Regions from separate parts of the Mus musculus genome. Here regions 1, 3 and 4 are each linked to region 2. Evidence: chromatin loops called from intact Hi-C (ENCODE). Cell type or tissue: heart. All regions are shown on one strand. Region 1 has its middle 660 kb from the start of Mir8099-2. Region 2 holds the start of Flrt2 (fibronectin leucine rich transmembrane protein 2). Region 3 has its middle 260 kb from the start of Mir8099-2. Region 4 has its middle 490 kb from the start of Mir8099-2.

Region 1 (5,000 bases), 1.1 Mb before region 2:
CTTGAGTCCTGACACATACATTGCTTCTACAGCAAGTACTGATTGCATATCTCAATCGTGATGGGGTGATTTAAAGCCTTGCCCATATTCTATCTTACACAGCAACTAATCCTCAAGTGTTGGGATATGGGCATGTATCCCTATATCTCACAGGTCAAAGGCCTGGTTTCTATCCTTTGGCAGTGTCAGAAGGTGCTGACACTTATAAAAACTGGAGTTAAGTAGGTGGTTTAATGGTCATTATGGATGTGTCTATGAAGGTGGTCCTGGAACACTGATCTCTGCATGTCTTTCACGGTTGACCAGCTGCACTGAGTTGAAATACTCCCTCTTCACATTCCTTAGATATGTGTAGTACATCACACATGCCCAAAACTCAGAGCCAACTGAACATGGACTTAAAAGCTGGGATTTAAAATGCAACTTTCTTCCTGAGAAGTTAGTTGGTTTAGCAGTATTTTTCACAGTATCAGAAAATTGTGTAGGACAATATAAGAACACATTTGTCTTTAAGGTGAGTTGCTTCTGGTCCACAGCACATGGCAAGAATACCTGTGCTATGATGAGCACACATAGGAAACTCAGTTCTTGATCCTTGCTAGTGTTCTGTAGGATGCATAAAGATTCTGACAACTCTACAAACAGTACAACTAGCATAAGCAATGGGGAAAGAACAGCCAAAAGTGTAAGTGATAACATCCCTTTCCCTTCCAGTGTTTGATTGACATCAACTTGGTGATACTTTCCCACCAATCCTTGGCAGTGGCACTTACCAATACAAACACAGCTAATGAGAAATCTATGTCCTTTAGTTCATGCATTGCTTCCAGTGTCACTACTTGGAGATATATATATTTTTTTAATGTGGCTTTGGGGACAGAGGCTAAATTGCTGAAAAGATTAATTCAATTCCATACAAGGTCAGTATTTTTCAAGAGTGTTTGGGAATTACTATGCATAGTGAACTGTCTGGCCTTATATGTGTGTGTTTAGCATTCAAATTAGGAGCTGGAGAGATGTCTCAGTAGGTAATGCACTTGTCATGCATGCATATCATAAGCTGAGCACCCTGGCAAACATCTGTCAGTGTAGCAGTTGTATTCTGGAGCTCATTGAGAGCATACTCTAGCCAAATCAATGCACTTCAGGTTAAGGTACAGACACTGTCTCTTAAAATAAGGTAAAATCAATGGAGGGGTATATTGGATGCCAAATTCTGGGTTAGCCTGTCATGCACACCCACATCAAAACACACATATGCAAAAATATGAAGGTATACACAATTTAAAATGCATATTTTGAGATCATTAATGCTTAAATGTGTAATATTTTCTTCATTGTCCTAAGTTTCTAGGGAAATCAGGAGCTATTCTTAAAGTCAGGAACCTATCATCTCAGTTTAGATCTTTAGGCAGAGTAATGAACAATGGTGCATTCCGCCTGATGCCCTGCCAACTGCGGTAATATTTATCCTCATTGTCTTCCAGATGCAATTTTAAGGAGAAAGGAAATTCTTCAGCAGCCACCTGAAGATGTAAGTGCCCAGATATCCCACAATACAATCCCTGTAGCAGACACACATTGTTCCTTCCTTGCCAGTTGTCAGAGGAAGTCCCTGCTGATGTAGGTGGCTACTTAGAAGGCAACAGCAATGTAGCAGGCTTGGAGATATACCAGATGGAAGCCAACTTCTCTTGATCCCTGCTTGTCAGTCTTCTCAAGAATTGCTCCAGAAAATGGCATATACAGGATTTTACTACTAAAGGCACAGCCAGTGCTCTCATTAACCAGCTCTATTGAATGTGTTTTATTCTTTTGATTAACTTTATGCCTTTGTGATTACCTGTGGAAAATATCACATTATCCTTTTATTGTTTTTAACCATAAAATTTAACATAGGTGTGGAGGGTAAATATACTTTCATAAACATTATTTTCATTCAGCTGTATAAGCATCCTATCAAGGAAATCATTTAATTATAGACAAAAAAAATGAAGGTAAGGGAGAATAAATGGTCAGAGGGGTGATATGAAGGAGCTGCTGACATAGCCCATTGGCTAAAAGTACATCCTGTGCTAACAGGACATGATCTCAGCTATCTACAAAATCCCAGGCAAGGCTACGTGTGACTAATCCAGGTGCTATGAGAAAGTGGATACTGGAGATTTCATGTTGCTTGTTGATATCAGACCATCTCCAAGCCAATGAGAGATCACATCTCAATGTAATAATGTGAAGAGTAACTGAATATAATATTCAGTGTCCTCCTCTGGCTTCCATAAATATATATGTCCTCACTTATAAGTATGTACATAGCACACACAACCATACACATGCATGAATACCGTGTATGTGTCAGAAATATAAAAAGTAGTATTCATTACATAATATACATAATTTACATGGTAACCCATATATTGTTATGAATATAGACAGTTACATTTACACAAAATTGGAACAAATGACAGTTGACAGTCCATTATCTATCTTATGTCATTTGATTTTAAATTCAGCAACCATGCTTCTTTAATATACAACAGTATCAATCACACAGGGTCATGATGTGGAAATGTACCATTCTGTCTTCTTAGCATGGATTTAGCTGCTCTCACAACTAATGGAGGACAATGTTATTCTCAGCTTCAGCACTACTATTCACTCCTTCTAGTCAGTTCACGCTGACCCATCTAAAATACCTGCTATTCTTGGTGACAACAAATTATCCTGCCATTTAATGAAGGAAGTAGTTTTTATTGTTTCCAGTCAAAACCAGTAGAGGGGTTAATAGTGCTTTTTTTGCCATTGCCCAAAATATAAGACATAGCCTAGAGAAAAAATTGTTAATAATCACAACTCTCGGGCATGGGATCCCAGTTCATATTTCTGAAGCCATTCTCAGTTAGAAAGATGTGTTGATAGCCAAGTTCCTGGCAAAGGTAGCAGCTAATGCCTATTAAGCAGTGGAGTGTCGCTGGCCTGATAAGTTGTCTTGGCTCTGTGAATACCCATTAGGCAGTAGGATTGTCCCCCAGGGAAACTGCATCACACTGCTGAGACAATCGAATTCCCTATAACCAGGGACTTAAAATATCTATTGTTGAGTTCTTGTCATTTCCTGACATTTTTTTCTTTTGATATTTTTCTAAGCTTGAGGTTCACGAAAAGGTGAACATTAATCACAACATTTGAGAAAAATCCCTTAGCTTGTTATGTGTGATGAATATGTTAAAAACAGGCTTAAGCCAGGGCCAAAAAATGTTACTTTTGACTTTTTAGTTAATCATGATAACTGCTAAAATCAAAGGAGGAACAACTTTGAACTTTGAGTCTTTTGTAAGCAACCCTGAGCTAAGAAATAGTGTTTTCACAAACTAAATACTTGAAATCTTCCTGATTTGCATACTGATTAAGTTATAAATTAGATTCACGACTATGTTTATTTTAAACATTTTTTAATAACACAGTTGAGTAAATTTACAACTTACAGAAATCAGTGTGCACTTATGTTTAAGAAACTCAGCTAAAGGTAGGGGGTTCAATATGAGGAACCTGCTCTGATATAAGTATGAAAGGTTATAGTGAAACGTATTAATTTGTATTCAAGCTAAAATAATTAGGACAAACAGCAAATAATTATTCCAAATGTATTTAAAAGCACAAGCAATCCCTATAGTTTTTCTACTTGCTTGTTTTATTTTAAAATCTATCCACTATAAAAGAACCTACTTCAACATCAATTTTTATGATGTATAATAACCATAAAATGAAATAATTTTATTTAAAGAAAAAATATCATGCTCTATTGTATTTATATTTTAAATGATGAATGCCTTGATTATTAAATGTTTTCTCCTAAAATGACAATAAGATATTTAAGTATGTTCAAAATAAACACTAAATCTGAGGAATGTCAAGCTAAGAAAAACCTTAATTTTTTTTATTTTAATTAAAATAAAGTTACATTGTTTCCCCCTTTTCCTTTCTTCACTCTCATCCTTCCCATGCACCAACCTCCTTTGCTCATTCTGGAATTCATGGCCTCTTTTTCTTTAAGTACTTTTGTTACACATGCATACACACACACACACACACACACACACACACACAAAGAAGCACACATGCATGCTTATATGACTAAATATATAATACAGCATGCTCAGTCCATTTACGGTTATTTTACTTGTAAGTCTATGATAGTGAAACATTACTTAATACATACAATTAAGTTAATATCTAAAATAATTTCAACTTACTTACAAGTTCTAAATTTAATAAGTTCATGAAGTAGTTATGTGTTATGCTCATAGTCTTTTGTAATTGATTTAATTCTTCTTTGGGTATAATCTAATAGCAAAGATAAACAGTATAGTAGTTTGTTCCAAGGGAAAAATTAACTGAGTACAAATTTTTCTTCACCATTCAACAGTGGAACATTAAGTAGACAGCTAAACCATGCACTCAAATATTCTCTCCCTTTTCTGTAGCAGGCTTGGCCACTCGAAAGGAAAAACAAATATAGTAACACAATCAAGGTTGGTGCATTACGCATTTCAGGCTATTGTTTTAGCTCTACTGACTCTCTCCTTGCCAAGAGTAACATAAAGCAATCTTAAGTCACCAATGAAGTGGTGACAGGGGACAAATGTCCTCAGAAGTGTCAACGAGTTTCAGTGTTTATACATGGAAAATATAAACTCCTCAGGCTGCCTTTCATGTTGATTTTAACTTGAAATCTTAACAGCTTCAAACTGGTAAGTAGACCAGTGTAGCCGCTGATGATCTACGAAGATGTCACAGGCAAGGGAGATAGTCCACAAACATACATAAATGCCTTTTGTGATACAATACTGAGATGCATTTTTATAGGATACACATGCATGAAGCTGCGTCTTCAGAAGCCAGCTTTGGATCCACTAACTCAACTTGCTGCAGCTGCGAGTGACTACATACCTCTCGGCAGCTCTTCAGGATGAAGTTGGCTTTGCTTAAAACCAGCTCTG
Region 2 (5,000 bases):
AACCATCTTTGAGCATCTGGTGAGGGGAAGCATGATGGACTATGTACAACTGAAATAGAAGCGTGAAACCAATATAATACTTTGAGATGCTAAGGTCTAGTTGAGAGACAAACTGCAGATAGTTAAACATCACTTTATGGAAAATTGAAATGAACAGCACTCTCTCGGGAAAATGTGACAGAGGGAGACGAGAAGCCATGGGTATAATGACTGCTATGTTTGCATAAATTAGTTGAGGTTTTGAACAAGTGAAGAATGTGATGTAGGAATAGAAGGGAAGCACAAAGAAGATCAAAGAAAGACTATTTTAATGCAGATTAGTTGAAGACTGATTCAAATTGAGTAGAGAAGGGAGAGTGTGGAACAATCTTTCAAAGACATACTGGAGGTGTTCATCATACCAGATGATGCTCTGCACACTGCTGAGGGAGAGGGGTAATAGGTAAGTCCTACCAGCTATAATTTCATGTCAGCCACCAAAAACGCCTGCATTGGCAAGATATCACTCATCAATGGTGCAATCGGACTTAAGGCCTGCTCAATAGGAAGGAATTAATGTCTGGTACTGTAAACCTGGAGATGCTGGAGAGATCATAAACCAGGAAGAAGAATTTAGTACTGCCATTTTCCAAAACGTATATGCTTCCCAAGCATATTATAAATACTTATCTTTACAGGTTACTGTAGCTCTTACCCTTCAACAAAGCAGCTTCTTTTGCAGCCGATGAAGACTGTTATAGAGGTCGGTAACTTGTCAAAATACAGAGAATAAGGGAAGGCAGGTGTCCAGTCACAACCGAAACACCTGCAGTGCAACATCTACACTCAAACAGCTCCAAGAGTATTATGGAAATTTAGTCAGAAAAGTTGGAAGATCAAGAATCTCGGGAGGCCTGATGTTAGATAGTAATCCTTAAGCATAACAGGACAAATGTACCCGTGAAAACTCATAATGTGATTGCTTGGACAAAATCTATGTAATGCCAGTGCCGGTTGACACGCCTGTGTGGACAACGAAAATTTCACATAGTCCCAAACTTACAAGTGGCTGATGAGAGGAGAATCAGGCTTTTCCAACCACCAGGTGTCTTATGGGATATTCAATCCCAGATAGGTAATGATAGGTAGACCTTAAGGCATAGATATAGAAGTTATGCTAAATGGACACATTGATCTCTCTCTGTCTCTCCATCTCTCTCTCTGTCTGTCTCTCTGTCTGTGTCTCTGTCTCTCTCTGTCTCTCTGTCTCTCTGTCTCTCTGTCTCTCTGTCTCTCTGTCTCTCTGTCTCTCTGTCTCTCTGTCTCTCTGTCTCTCTCTCTCCGTGTGTGTGTGTGTGTGTGTGTGTGTGTGTGTGTGTGTGTGTAACAATGATTAATGAGACCACTGATTTAGAGGGAGGAACATGAGGTTAATTTGAGGCATAGATGGTGCAAGTGATGTAGGTAACAATGCTCATGTTTGAAGCTCTCCAAAAAAAGAGAGAAAGAAAGAAAGAAAGAAAGAAAGAAAGAAAGAAAGAAAGAAAGAGAGAGGGGGGAGGGAGGGAGGGAGGGAGGGAGGGAGGGAGGGAGGGAGGGAGGGAAGGAGGGAGGGAGGGAGGGATAAAGGACCTAGGCCATTCCTTGAAGATGCTTTTTTTTTCTACTGTATGCTTTGTAGGAGTGTGGGTTTATTTCAGGGTCTTCGATTCTATTTCATTGATCAACCTGTCTGTATTTATACCAATACCATGAAGGTTTTGTCTTGTCTTTTCTTTCTTTTCTTTTCTTTTCTTTTCTTTTCTTTTCTTTTCTTTTCTTTTCTTTTTCTTTTTTTAATCACTATTGCTCTTCAGTACAGCTTGCAGTCAGGGAAAGTGATTCCTTCAAAAATAACTTTTTTATTGTTCAGAAATGTTCTGGCTATCTTGTTTTTGTTTTTTTGTTTTTCAAATACAAGACTTTTGTTCTGTCTGACCTCACTTCCATGCATTCCTTAAGTTGACTCTTCAGTCAGACTTACGACTTATCACATTGCTTCTCTACATACACTTCCAGTAGTATTTTCTTACATTTATAAAAATCATGATAATAATAATAACAACAACACCCATAGCTTTTTAGAAAGGAGGATATGCTCATTGCACTACTTTATTATACTTTTGAATCATCATTACTGGAAAATGAAATTATATTTATTAATAACCACCCCCTCTTCCTTTTCTGGATTAATTCTGTTTCCAGTAGCATGAATCACAATGTCAAGCCTGTTTAGGGTTTCATCTTGTTGGTTAACCAATATATGTTTGTAAGAATGAGCTTAATATACTGTCTTCTCAGAAGAAGGATATAGAGGATGATAGGTTCTGGGGACACATATGCATAACTGCACAGAAGAATGGATATTTAAAGAACGGTGGAAATGCATATGTCCTAAATTGTGAGCTTTGCTGATTCAAGAACCAAAGGAGCTATTGCTATGCTCTGCTGCCACCTTGGCAAATCAGAAGGATTTACAACGGAATTCTTCAAGCTGAAGTCTGAGGCAGCTCCAGAGGCCTCTCAGGACTGCTGGGCTCAGATGGGCATTTGCAGTTTCTGCCATTCACATCGGGTTGGGTATATTGGGTCCGGAGGAGGCACCGATTCGGTGGTAAAGCGCGGTTTGCTCTCCCTTTTAAAATAACCCCTTTCAGCAATGCCTATTCCACTGTCTAACAGCTTCCTACTGAAGAATAGAGCCTGAGAAAAACAGTTGTACGTTTGTGCTCAGATCACAGTGTCTGGGCTCATTTGACAGAGAAAGCTACAGCAGAAGAGAACAGTTTTCTCAGGCCTGAGTTTCTTTTCTGGGTCAACAAGACGGGTTCTCTGCTTATTCAATTAACTTTCTGGAAGTTCTGAATGTATAGGCAAAGCTGTTCACTAAACCCAAGCCGGAATTTGTTCATTATATAATTAACCTGTTCCAAGGGAGCTGAGGAGACATTGTTAGTCAAATCGCCCTTAAAACTAACCTGATATATATCAAGCCCTGCTCCCCTATTTTTAATTTTTGCATTTGTATTCTTTTTTCCCCCTCTCTATGTTTATTCCACTCATGCCTTTCTCTTTAGGCTCGTTTACCCAATCACATACCAACTTCGTTCTTGTCTCTTTTCCACCCGGTCTTCAGGTGTTTTACTCTTTCTTATTTAACTGATGTCATTTAGTTGACACCAGCTTCTGATGGGTAGGAGGGAGGCCACTCTCCTTGCGGTTTCATTTAAATTTGGCAGGAGTGGGTGGGTCCCCTTCTCCATTCCTCTCGCACTGCACTTGAAACTCTGTTAAGAGTTAGAGCTTGATCAGAGATTTCTAAGTCTTCAAAGCGCAGCTGGGCAAGGAAATTATATGAGAGGCGGGGGACACAGAAGTAAAGGAATAAAAGCCAACTTTGCTGGCAACTTCAATAAATCCGGTAACTGGAGGTTAAAAAAAAAATAGATTGTGAGGGCTGGGTCTGGTCCGGATGAAACGTTAGGTTCCTTCCCATCTCCGAGTCTCTCTCGGAAAGCGCGCCACTGGCACCTTGCCACCCAAGTGCCCCTAGACAGCCACACGCCCACTGGAACTGCACGTGAACAAAGCTTTTGCCCGGAAAGCCAGCGTCTGTGGTTTCTCAGCGCAATCTAGCTTCTATCCGGAGTGTAGGGTGAACACAGGGTTAAGCCAGTTCCCTCCTCGATGGGAGGGAAAGGAGTGGGAGGTGAGCAAAGCTTTCTGTCTTGCCGGGTACCTTGCAGTTAGTTGTACATTTGAAAGCAGTCGCCATCACTTGTGAGTTTGGCGTCATCCATTGTCACCACCAAGGAATGTGCGCTGGGAGATAACACCAAGGGCAGTGCTTCTCAAACACGCAGAGAGCTCTTTCTCTCTCTGCTTCCAGGTGCGCTCTTATCTGGTCCTCTGTCCCAAGTTTCCAGAACGTGGAGGCAGCAGCGCAGAACCGGTCACCGCGTCCACTGAACCTCAGGACCAGACTGGCAGTTCTCAACGATGGGCAGGAGGGACCTCGGCGGCGACCCCTAAAACAATACCATGCCCGGGGAGTCCCTCTACTGCCGCTCTAGCTTCTTCCCTTTCCACCTCCCGGACCCGGTTGGATTCGGATGAGCTAAGGAGACAAGGCTGCCAGGTAAAAGGATTGCTGTGCCAGGTGAAATTTCTAGTGACTGCCCTAGCTTTCTTTACATGGCCACCACATTATTTGGACCCCCACTCCCTTTTGAACAAGTGGTGGGTGGTCACTAGGTGGGTGTTCTATGTTTTGTCTTTTTATCCGCAAAGAAAATGGGATTCTTTTTCTATCTACCCCGACTACTTGGGGACCCGGTGTGTATGTGTGTGTGTGTGTGGGGGGGGGGGGGGCTGCGCCTTCTACATTCAAGTCGATTCCAAGTCCTCTAGGGAGTTTTGTAACCGAGTTGTGGGTAAAATCGCTCATTTGCTACCTGCCAAAAGCATCGATCCTAAATGGAGTTTTCCAAATCCCCTAAGCTTAGAACAGCCTTTCATTTCCTTAGAATGCTTCTCTTAAGTCCGGTAAGTAACAACCCTCCATACCCATCTGGGTTGAATGCAAGAAGTGTTATTATCAAGCCTCAGTATCTCAAGCCCCTACCTGCCCTATGCCCGAAATCCGGGATCAATTCCCCACTAAATTGGGGATGCTAGTTCGTTTTCTTTCCAATCGCTCGTGATTTTTACAAGCCAAGGACCTTTCCTGCCCTGCTGTTGCACCAGAACTGGTAGTTCCATAGCTGGTGTAATTGTGCTTTCCTTACTGGTCAGGGATGGAAAAGTCCCCAGGAGATCCCGATACTGGGGAGTCCACTTTCCCTGCGTCCAGTGCCTGGGCTGCGGAGATAGGTCCTTCTATGCCCTCAGGCGCTGAATGCAGATACCCAGAGTAGTAAGGGGGACGGACCTATCCAGCTGCCCTAGAGCCTCCACTAGACTCTGGCCTCCTGGAAAAAGCC
Region 3 (5,000 bases), 1.5 Mb before region 2:
ATGGAGCTATAGCCTGTGGAGATATTAAATGACAGGTCTCTTGTGCCCAAGCAGTGAATAGCAATATTAAGATTTCTTGCCTCAGGCCAGTGCTTTGCTTCATTCATATGTTTACCACTGTGGGATTTGAGGAGCTCAGAGTGAACAATTTTTCATACATACCCATCTCTGACATCCTCCAGTTTTAAAATACTGTACAGGCCTTTGCCGATTATCTTCTGTAAGTACAGCACAGTTGCTTGCCTCTTGGGAGTTTGAAATATATCTAAAATAACCCAGAAGTGTATTCTTTGTTGCTTTGTGACCCAGAGACAGCTTATGTAAACCTCCAAAGGCTCTACAGAGACAAATGACTCTGAGCCTCGTGAGCTTTCACTGTGCAGTATGCCGGATAAAACAGGTCTATGATACAAGTTATATTTTAGCAAACAGTATCTCTCAACATGATTACATTTTGCTACCTCCCATGGAAGGAAGGAATAGATCTTAGATATAATACACATTAAGAGATGAAAAGGCTTTTAGTAAACAGAAGAACGAGGAAAAGTCCAATCATACAACTCAGCCAGCATTAGCCTTGGAAAGGATGCCCTGGGAGTCTCAGACAAGGCATACAAATGTGGTCAACATGGTGTTCTAGACAAGAGTGTTCCAAGTTGTTCTGCTGTGACATAAACCCTATAGATCACTGAGAACGTTATACTTGTTACTTTTGGAGATAACCAGAAGCATATTTCTCAATGGCTCCATACATTTTCCTAACATCACACTTTGATTTATTACTCTTTTTCACCTTCTGCATTAGTACCTGAGTTGCATTCTGAATACCACTCATTGCCCACTATCTTGCTGAAAACACATTGTTCATACCATCATCATAATCCAAAAATATCAATAGAATTTATACTTTTAAATGGATGGAAATGGTGTGCATGCTCTGCATTCTTCTTGACTACTAATTATTTTTTGTCCCTGGATTAATTCTCTTGCCTAAACACAGTATGTGGTAGAGAACAGGGTGTCAATGAAATCATGCAACTCTATGCATTGCTAAGGTATAAAGGGAATTTTGCATAAAAGTGGAGTGTTATAATTCAATAAATGATCTTTTTAAGGAGAGGTGATGCTCAGAATGGAAAATTTCATAGGGAATATCTCTTTGTGTTAAAATTGTCCTTCCTTCTTTCCTAATTCATCCTACAGAGTATCTGAGATTATGCCGTTACATACTAGGTGTTTTATGCCTTCCTAAAACTCATGCTGAAATCATAACTGCCTGTTGTCTCAGAATATAAAATTTTTGGGATTAGATATTCAATAAATGATAGTTTTCAAACAAAGATGAGCTGGTTTGCATAGATACTAACATAACACATCATTTGGAGTTAACAATATATATATATTATTTAGTCTTATATATATATTTATATATATAATATAAATATATATATATTGTTTATATAAATAAATATATATAATTTGTGTGTGTATGTAAATACAATACATATACACATACATGTATATGAAATTGCACCTGAGGCAGGTACTAGACATTGCTTCAATACAGAAAATTCAAGGAGTCCCCACAGTAGCCACTAGACAGCTAGAACCTATGGGAAAGGATGGATCCATTTTCCTGGTAAATCTCAGAAGTTATCAATGTCACTGATCATTTGAACCTTCTGATCTGGAAAATTGTGAGACAGCAAAAGTCTGTTATTGTAGGCTACTCACCCTGAGGTCTATTTTTATTATAGACATAGAAAAGTAATTGAACTGCAGGTCCATTGTTTAAAATAGTGTTATATATCTTTTCTTCTAAAGATCTTAAAGAGATTTTTATACATTCAGTTTGACAGTCTAGAAGTGACTAGGAAGCCCAGTGGTTAAGCTCATTCATGCCATGTAGTCAAAGAGTTCACAGCTCTGATTTAGTGTAAGACATCAGATCTTTGGTGCCAAGATAATTCATCTTAGCCTTCCTAGTTCTGGTAATGCCAGGGTAGTCTATTCTGGAAACTTATCAATTTTAAAACCATCCAACTCACTAATTGTGGTACTGTTCATAACTTAAGTATACAGATCCCAACCTACACGAGACTCTTAAACAAATAAAGTACATAGACTAAATGCAACAGAGCTCAGGGCTTACAGTATGGAAGGATGACTTGAGTGGATAGATGATGACTCTCTAAATCGGTGTTTCTGAGTTAAGACTAAATAAAAAGGACAAAGTTGAAGGTTAATCCAAGCTGGTGAAGCACAAATAATTAAGATACAAGAACAAGAAGAAAGAGAAGTTAAAAGCAGTCAGTACCACCAATGAGCAAAGAGACAAATTAGAATTGGGAAAGAAAGAATGACACCTCTGGGACACATGAAGGTCTGAAGGCTACTCAGAGGTATATGACTTTCATTGAGGCTGGCTTTTGGGTAAGATGAAACTGGAAAGACTTAAAATCTTATTAATATCACTTTGTCAATACCAGCTTCTTTAAGGCAAAGTCCCAGACAAAACAATTGTTTTTAACCTTTCATTTAAGTCCTTTGCTTACTTGCTGTCTCTCTTGTATTCTCTTTATCTGTCAGTGTTACTCTTCGATATTTTAAATTTAGTTTTCTTCACTTGTATTGTTTTTGTCTTGTCTTCATGTAGCAGTAGTGCGCGTGCGCGTACACACACACACACACACACACACACACACACACACACACACACCACATATCTAGAAAGATTAATTTAACTCCACTAGGGGTCACTTCTGACCCACTGATGAGTCCTTAACCCTAAAATTTTGCCTGCCTACATAGCAAATCCTGAAGGATTTTTCTTCATGCTCTCCTTTGCTAACTTGGTGACCCCATTACCATCACAAGGACTGACATCAAAGGCAATGTCATCCACACCCTCCCTGGTCACAAGCCACCTCAGGAGCCAGCCAGGCTATTTAAAAAGGCATGCCCCGGGTGCTTCCCTTTGTTCAGAGTAGACAGGCAGTCCTGGGCTGGGAGCTTGGCACTTTGACAAATGTGCCATCATTATACAAAGTGTAATGTCATAGGAAAGGCCATGACTGTGCCAGGAAGGCCAGGATGTCTGTCTGCTTCTTGCTAGCAGGCCCCCAAGTGTCCACATCCAGGCGTCCAGGAGCTTCCTTCAATTGTCTACACATTGAGTTCTTTATCCTCTTAAAGACACGCATGCGCCTCCTTAGCCATCTGCTAAAAAGTGAAACTTCCAGTGATTTATTTCCAATCTGGTCACTTGAAAACTGACAGTTTTACTAATCTGAGAAATTATAGAGGCATCGGGGACAAGTAAGGTCTTTTGGTACTCGTCTTCATGTGCATTTATGTGCATATATTAAAAATGCCCCCCACACTGGCTACAGGAACACATATATCTGTCATCATGCCTGAAGTGAAAAGGTGAGGCTAACCTTTATATACATTTCACTCCATAAATTTCAGATTCTTTGTAAAGATCAGGATAGCAATAATTTTGCTTAGTTGAATCACTGATTTAAAACTGCTAACATAAAAGATTTCCCTTTTAGATTTTTTTCCTAGCATGCAAGCAGTAAATTTCATTAAATATTATTTTGCAGAAAATCTTGACCAAATTACCATTGTTTAGATGAACTGACACAAATGGACACACACATCAAATTGAATGTCAGCGTCTGTTTTATACTTTTTATTGTCTTTTAACCATAAACTTTTATACCTAGTCTCCCAATTTATTTGTTACTTAATGTGTATTTTATCTGATGGGTCTCACTTCCACGAAGATCAACAAGAATTTATATCTCTAGTATGTCATAAATCAAGGACTTGGTTTTACTTTAATTCAGTTTCAGTAGCCTTTACATTAATGTCTATAAAGGTGTTCTATGTAGGCTCAGATGGTAAATATTTAGGATGCATAAGTTGTGTCTTCACTGTGACAATTGTTCAGCTTTGTGCTTGGAGCACGAGACAAGTGTTAGATAATTCATGAGACCATGAGAGATGCTGTGCTGTACAAAATCTTTACAGAAACTGAATACTGGGTACCTTATAGTAGTCACAGGTCATGAAATGCCATTGGTTAATTTTTTTAACTGTTTACAATGTATGGAGAAAGTTCTTAGATCACTTCCTCTAGCAAAATCCATGGCAAATGGGATGTTTTCTGTGAAGGATAGGTCATAAAGCTGTATATACATAAAATTATGAAAATTACTGTCACCTTCAGTGTATATGCCAATTGAATGAACAATTTAAATTCTGCTCAGCTCTTCATCACTTTATATCATCAGCTTGGTCATTGGGTTGTACTGCCAGGGATTAACTTATAGAAGGAAAAGAGGAGCAGATATGAATCGTATGCACTTAAGGACTGACTAAATTATAGATCTAAATAAATTATGTTACAAGGAATATGAGTGTCTTTATAAAGAGATTTACTGACAGATTCTATAACAAACAAGTAATAAAAATAAATAAATAAAATAAAAGAAGAAAAAGAAATAAAAATGTGTCCTAGGTTATCAAGATTTAATTATAAAAAGCTAAGGACTTGCCTTATGGACACAGAAAAAAGCTTTCCCAGGAAAGTCAAGCCCATTCTTCTAAGTATGTGAATGAATATAATGCAAAGTAAATATGTATTATTACTGAGTCTCAAATTATAAAACAGAAATGAGATGTGCAAATAGGTAATTCTGATAAAGTAATTGCTCAGATTACAACAGTAATCTGGAACATAGAAGATCACATATCAGACCAATTGTCCTAGGATAAGCACTTGTATCATGATGATTCTTATTCACAAATCTAGTGGTTATGTTAAGAGCAGCTATTGAGCATTAGCAAAATTAAATTTAAATGCAAACAAAAAAAACAGAATAAGAACTCAATGATATTTTATCTCTGATTATTATTTTAGAATGCAAATTCTATGGTTGTGTTTATATATAATACATGGTGAAATTTAATCCATATAGTATGTATATAAC
Region 4 (5,000 bases), 1.3 Mb before region 2:
ATCAAAACAAAACAACAACAACGAACCTCAAAACTAATAATCACACTTTCTTCTCTCTGTGAATCACCCTGAATGGACATGATTTCTATCTTTGCCTGATGAGGAAATTGAGAGATCACATGGTACTGCTTTGTTCTGAGCAGCAACAGTTACTGATGTCACAAATATTGTTGCCTAGAACATCCCCAGTTTTAAATTAGTAGTATTGTTTCTATTCTGTCCAAACTTGGCATTGGAAGATACAAGGCTTGAGAACAATGCAAGAAAATGTACCATTATTTTTTCTCTTAGTAATGAGAAATAGAGGGAGATAATTTTGTTCATGGTTTAAATGGAGACTTGGCAACTATCATAACATTTCATCAAAAATTCAATAACAACCAGATTTGGTATGTTAACATACAAGAACAACTCACATGATATGTACTCACTGATAAGTGAGTATTAGCCCAGAAACTTAGAATACCCAAGATACAAGATACAAAGCACATGAAACTCAAGAAGAATGAAGACCAAAGTGCACTTTGCCCCTTCTTAGAACTGGGAACAAAACACCCACGGAAGGAGTTGCAGAGACAAAGTTTGGAGCTGAGACAAAAGGATGGACCATCTAGAGACTATGATATCCAGGAATCCATCCCATAATCAGCTGCCAAACGCAGACACCATTGCATACACTAGCAAGGTTTTGCTGAAAGGACCCAGATATAGCTGTCTCTTGTGAGACTATGCCGGGGCCTAGCAAACACAGAAGTGGATGCTCACAGTCAGTTATTGGATGGATCACAGGGCTCCCAATGGAGGAGCTAGAGAAAGTATCTAAGGAGCTAAAGGGATCTGCAACCCTATAGGTGAAACAGCAATATGAACCAACCAGTACCCCCTAGATCTCGTGTCTCTAGCTGCATATGTATCAGAAGATGGCCTAGTCGGCCATCAGTGGAGAGGCCCATTGATCATCGTGCAAACTTTATATGCCTTAGTACAGGGGAACGCCAGGGCCAAGAAGTGGGAGTGGGTGGGTAGGGGGATAGGGGGGAGGGTATGGGGGACTTTTGGTATAGCATTGGAATGTAAATGAGGAAAATAACCAATAAAATTTAAAAAAATATTTCACTAAATTCTCAGACACAGATACATATATGTGTATTGTTGGAAATATTGGGCCTATTTCCAAACAATGGAAAATAAACAGTTTTGTGAAACCTAAGAATAAAAAAAGGCCTCCACTGAAGACAATGCTGTGTAGTTGTATCAATTACACAGTGTTACTTCATGTAAAGTAAAAGTAAATCAACTTAATTTAACTTAAGAAAAAATTTATCACGGAAATATGACTGTTATTAACTATAGATCTAAATTACACACACCTGTGCAATCATTTCCTAGACAATTCTAATGAGATAAATTGTTTACTCTCAGATTCTAAAAATTACAGAAATATGTTTGCAAAGATAGTAAAAAGCAACTAATGGTTTAGAATAAATTCACACTTTGATTTAAAAAGAGAGATTTTTCACATCAAAAGTCTTGGATAATGGACAACAGGAAATAAATTCTTTCTTAATCTTTCCATCCCTATGATTGTGCTATAAAATGTAATAATTAGTTTTACATTTCAATTTTAAAATTCTAAAAGGCATGGTGGTGTTACATTTTGAAATGTGAAGGCATGTTGCAGCAGGAGCGGGTCTAGTATAAAATAAAATTTATTTGGGGTATGAGAAGGGGGTGTGTCCAAAGAAATGGGACAGAGAGGGACAGAAAGCAAAAGGTGAGAGAAAGAAAGGAAGAGGTCAGCTGGGAACAAGTAGAGAGATGGGGGAAGAAAGAGAGGCCAGTGAAAATACAGAGAGAGGGGAGGGTGGAGGGGGAGAGGGAGGGGGAGAGGGGGAGTGGGAGGGAGAGGGAGAGGGAGTGGGGCCACACAATCTTTTTATAGCAATCAAAGCTTGTACCTACCTGACTGTTGCTAGGTTACTTTTGGGTGGACCCTAAAAGAAATGCTAATAAGGGGCACCTAGGTTACTATAATTTAGCTCCCCCCTCCACACACAATTTTTCAATATTAAATGATTCTGCTAAAAATATATCCATGCTTTCAATGTTTGGTCATTACTGAGTGGTACTATTTGACAGGGGTTAGAAGGTGTGGCCTTGTTGGAATAGGTGTGGCCTTGTGGGAGGTAGTATGTCACTGGGTGTGAGTCTGGGGTTTTAAATGTTTAAGCCAGGCCCAGTGTCTTTGCCTGCTGCCTTTAGAGCCAGATGCAGAACTCTCAGCTGCTATCCAGTATCATATCTGCCTTAATGTCACCATGGTTGCCACCATGATAACAATGGAGTAAACCTCTGAACTGTGAGCCAGCCCCCAATTAAATGCTTTCCTTAATAAAAGTTGCCATGGTCATGGTGTCTCTTCATAGCAACAGGACACTAAGTCATACATATGAAACTAATCTGTTCTTTTTCTTTCAGATACTGATATAGTGATAGCAAGCTGCCACGAATACATGCATGTGGCTTTACCATAATCATTTTGTTTTGTTTTCCTAGTTTGCCCAAAGTTCTCTATATCTGTCATTTATTTAGAAGTTATGCAATTAGAATAATTCCAAACATCCCCTTGGCTTAAGCTTTCTTCTGTTGTTTCTTTTCTTTTCTTTTCTTTTCTTTTCTTTTCTTTTCTTTTCTTTTCTTTTCTTTTCTTTTCTTTTCTTTCTTTTCTTTTCTTTCTTTTCTTTCCTTTTCTTTTTTGTTTGTTTTTTATTTTTCTTGAGCCAGGGTTTCTCTGTGTAACCTTGGACGTCCTGAAACTCACTCTGTAGACCAGGCTGGCCTCGAACTCAGAGTGCTGGGATTAAAGGTATGCACCATCACTGCCTGGCTTCAGATGTTTCAAAAATGCATATACTAGTGATAACTTGGCCAGTTGTTTCCTAGTTCTTTGACTTTCATTTGGCTTTGTGTTTGGCTTTGTGTTTTGCCACTGTTGTTATTTGTGTTCTACTTTAGTTGTCTCTGAGCATAAAAATTTTTAAGTTTCTTCTAATGGTGCTTCAAGCCTATTGATCCTCATACTTCATCTATCAACAAGAAGTTGATGGCATGTTCTTATCTTTTACATACCTTAATAAGATTCATAATTGTTTTACATTTTCTACTTGATAGCTTTAATTTTTTCCAACATAACACTGTACTGATTTTCTGGGAATTTCACATAATGGACCTTGATCACATTTACTTTCCAAATTTTCCATGTCCACCTTTCTCTTGTGATTAACCCCTGAATCGAAAAAAAAAAAGTAATTTTAAAAAGTCCAATTTGTATTATCTACATACTCACTTTCAGCATGATCAAATTCTCAGTAGCCTGTCCCTTAAATAGAACTGAGTCTTTCACCTGCCACACTTCTGCCAGAATCCTTCAGTTGTCAAGAGTTTTTCCTCATTATCAGCATCATACTGCTTAAGAGGTCTCATAAGTGGCTTCCTGTTTAGTATGGTTTTTGAGTGAGAGTTAGGGGTTTTTCTCAGAAGCCTTCCATGTCTCTACCTTTCAGCTATGTGTTCACTAACACAGCAAACATAGCTCTTTGCACTTCACAGTTTCAAAGTCAGTGGGAGCACAGATGCTGGGTCTAAACATGGTTTTGGCAACAGAACAGACCACAAACACAACTTCTAGACGTGACAATGTTTTTTTTTTTTATTTGTTTGTTTGTTTGTTGGTTGGTTATGTTTTGTTTTTGAGACTAGGTTTCTCTGTGTAGCCCTGGCTGTCTTGGAACTCATTCTGTAGACCAGGCTGGTCTCAAACTCAGAAATCTGCCTTCCTCTGCCTCCCAAGTGCTGAGATTAAAAGCGTGCGCCACAACTGCTTGGCCTGAGACAACTTTTAGTTTTATTATATGTAGCATACCTTATAATCCCTGTTTGGCTTATTAGATAAACTTTTGCCTAATTTTGCAATGTGTCATAATTTTTTTGAGAACTCAATACACATAAAACATGAACAGAAGTTTAGATTTATAAAAGTAACAGTTTAGTGTAAGATTGTCTTAATTAGATAGGAGACAAGGTAACTTTAATATTTACCATATTGTCATGTCTCATTTTCCACATCTGTGTTGTTCCTTTATTGGTGTTGATTTTGCCTGTAACTCTGGACTTCTTTAAATAGTGTTGTACTGATATAGGAGGCATTTCCACTACCAATAATTATTTTTATGGTCAGATTCCCCATGTTGTGTTGATAAAATACAGAGGAAGTGAAACATAATTTTTGTTAGGTTTATTTTATTATGGGATCTCTCTTCAAGGCTGTTTTTACATCTTCATTAGCTCTCTTCCTTTCTTCTTTAGTAGGACAAGATGGCAGGAGGATCTTCCCTGGATGAAGTAAGACACTGGAGACAATTCCAACAATAAGATGAACTGTGAAAGAGAACAATATAAAAAAATCCCTGAACATCAAGAACCTTCAAAATTGATTCATATATTTACATACGTTAGAACTCTCCCATATCAGAGTAAGTAACCAATTGCTGATGAACTTCATCAACTAAATGATTTAGAAAAATCAGTAGAGTATTGCTCTTATTGGTTAATGAGAACTTGCCCTTTATACCCTCGGTTTGTAGTCTTAAAAGCTTCTGTATAGTTAGGTTCATTGGAATAAAATCAAGTGTGTTCCTGAAAGGTCATGTATGTATACCATTCACCAAAAATACAAACTGATGAGCCCAAACCATACTTGAAATAGTAAAACAACGGGAGGATTATTTTAACAGATACAGTTACAAGTAAATTATGCAACAGGCAAGCCAGTGTATAAGGACATACTCTTCCAAGTTAATGGATTTTTAATAAAGACATCTAGTTCTACAGTCATCATTCTTCAAGACCAACTCAACAACATTCACTACATTACCAAAGATTCTTCCAATATATATGTTCTTCTAGCCTTCCCCCTTTAAGACCAGTTTTCTTAATTCTCC

The links. Peaks named below come from ENCODE experiments on the same cell type or tissue, not always from the same donor. Only the 100,000 strongest peaks of a DNase experiment are listed, where the experiment ranks them.
Region 1: it touches region 2 in a loop (4-fold over the local background); 5 of 42 quality-filtered maps call a loop at or near these places.
Region 3: a loop joins it to region 2, with 11 times the contacts of the local background. A loop is called at or near these places in 8 of 42 quality-filtered maps.
Region 4: it touches region 2 in a loop (5-fold over the local background); 5 of 42 quality-filtered maps call a loop at or near these places.

Annotation. Positions count from the first base shown.
Region 1 is chr12:94,584,225-94,589,224 of GRCm38, forward strand. No RefSeq gene overlaps it. Among named protein-coding and RNA genes, the nearest start is that of Mir8099-2, 660 kb to the left of the region's middle. In heart, no CTCF peak of the experiment used is centred here; a DNase peak (open chromatin) is centred at 3,007.
Region 2 is chr12:95,688,460-95,693,459 of GRCm38, forward strand. Flrt2 (fibronectin leucine rich transmembrane protein 2) reads left to right here and starts at 3,767. Exons shown (of 2, transcript NM_201518.4): 1 at 3,767-4,156. In heart, a CTCF peak has its summit at 2,481; DNase peaks (open chromatin) are centred at 3,622 and 4,952; H3K4me3 peaks cover 1,980 bases; H3K27ac peaks cover 1,459 bases.
Region 3 is chr12:94,187,954-94,192,953 of GRCm38, forward strand. No RefSeq gene overlaps it. Among named protein-coding and RNA genes, the nearest start is that of Mir8099-2, 260 kb to the left of the region's middle. In heart, a CTCF peak has its summit at 2,778 (motif pointing right); a DNase peak (open chromatin) is centred at 3,038; H3K27ac peaks cover 627 bases.
Region 4 is chr12:94,414,871-94,419,870 of GRCm38, forward strand. No RefSeq gene overlaps it. Among named protein-coding and RNA genes, the nearest start is that of Mir8099-2, 490 kb to the left of the region's middle. In heart, no CTCF peak of the experiment used is centred here; no DNase peak of the experiment used is centred here.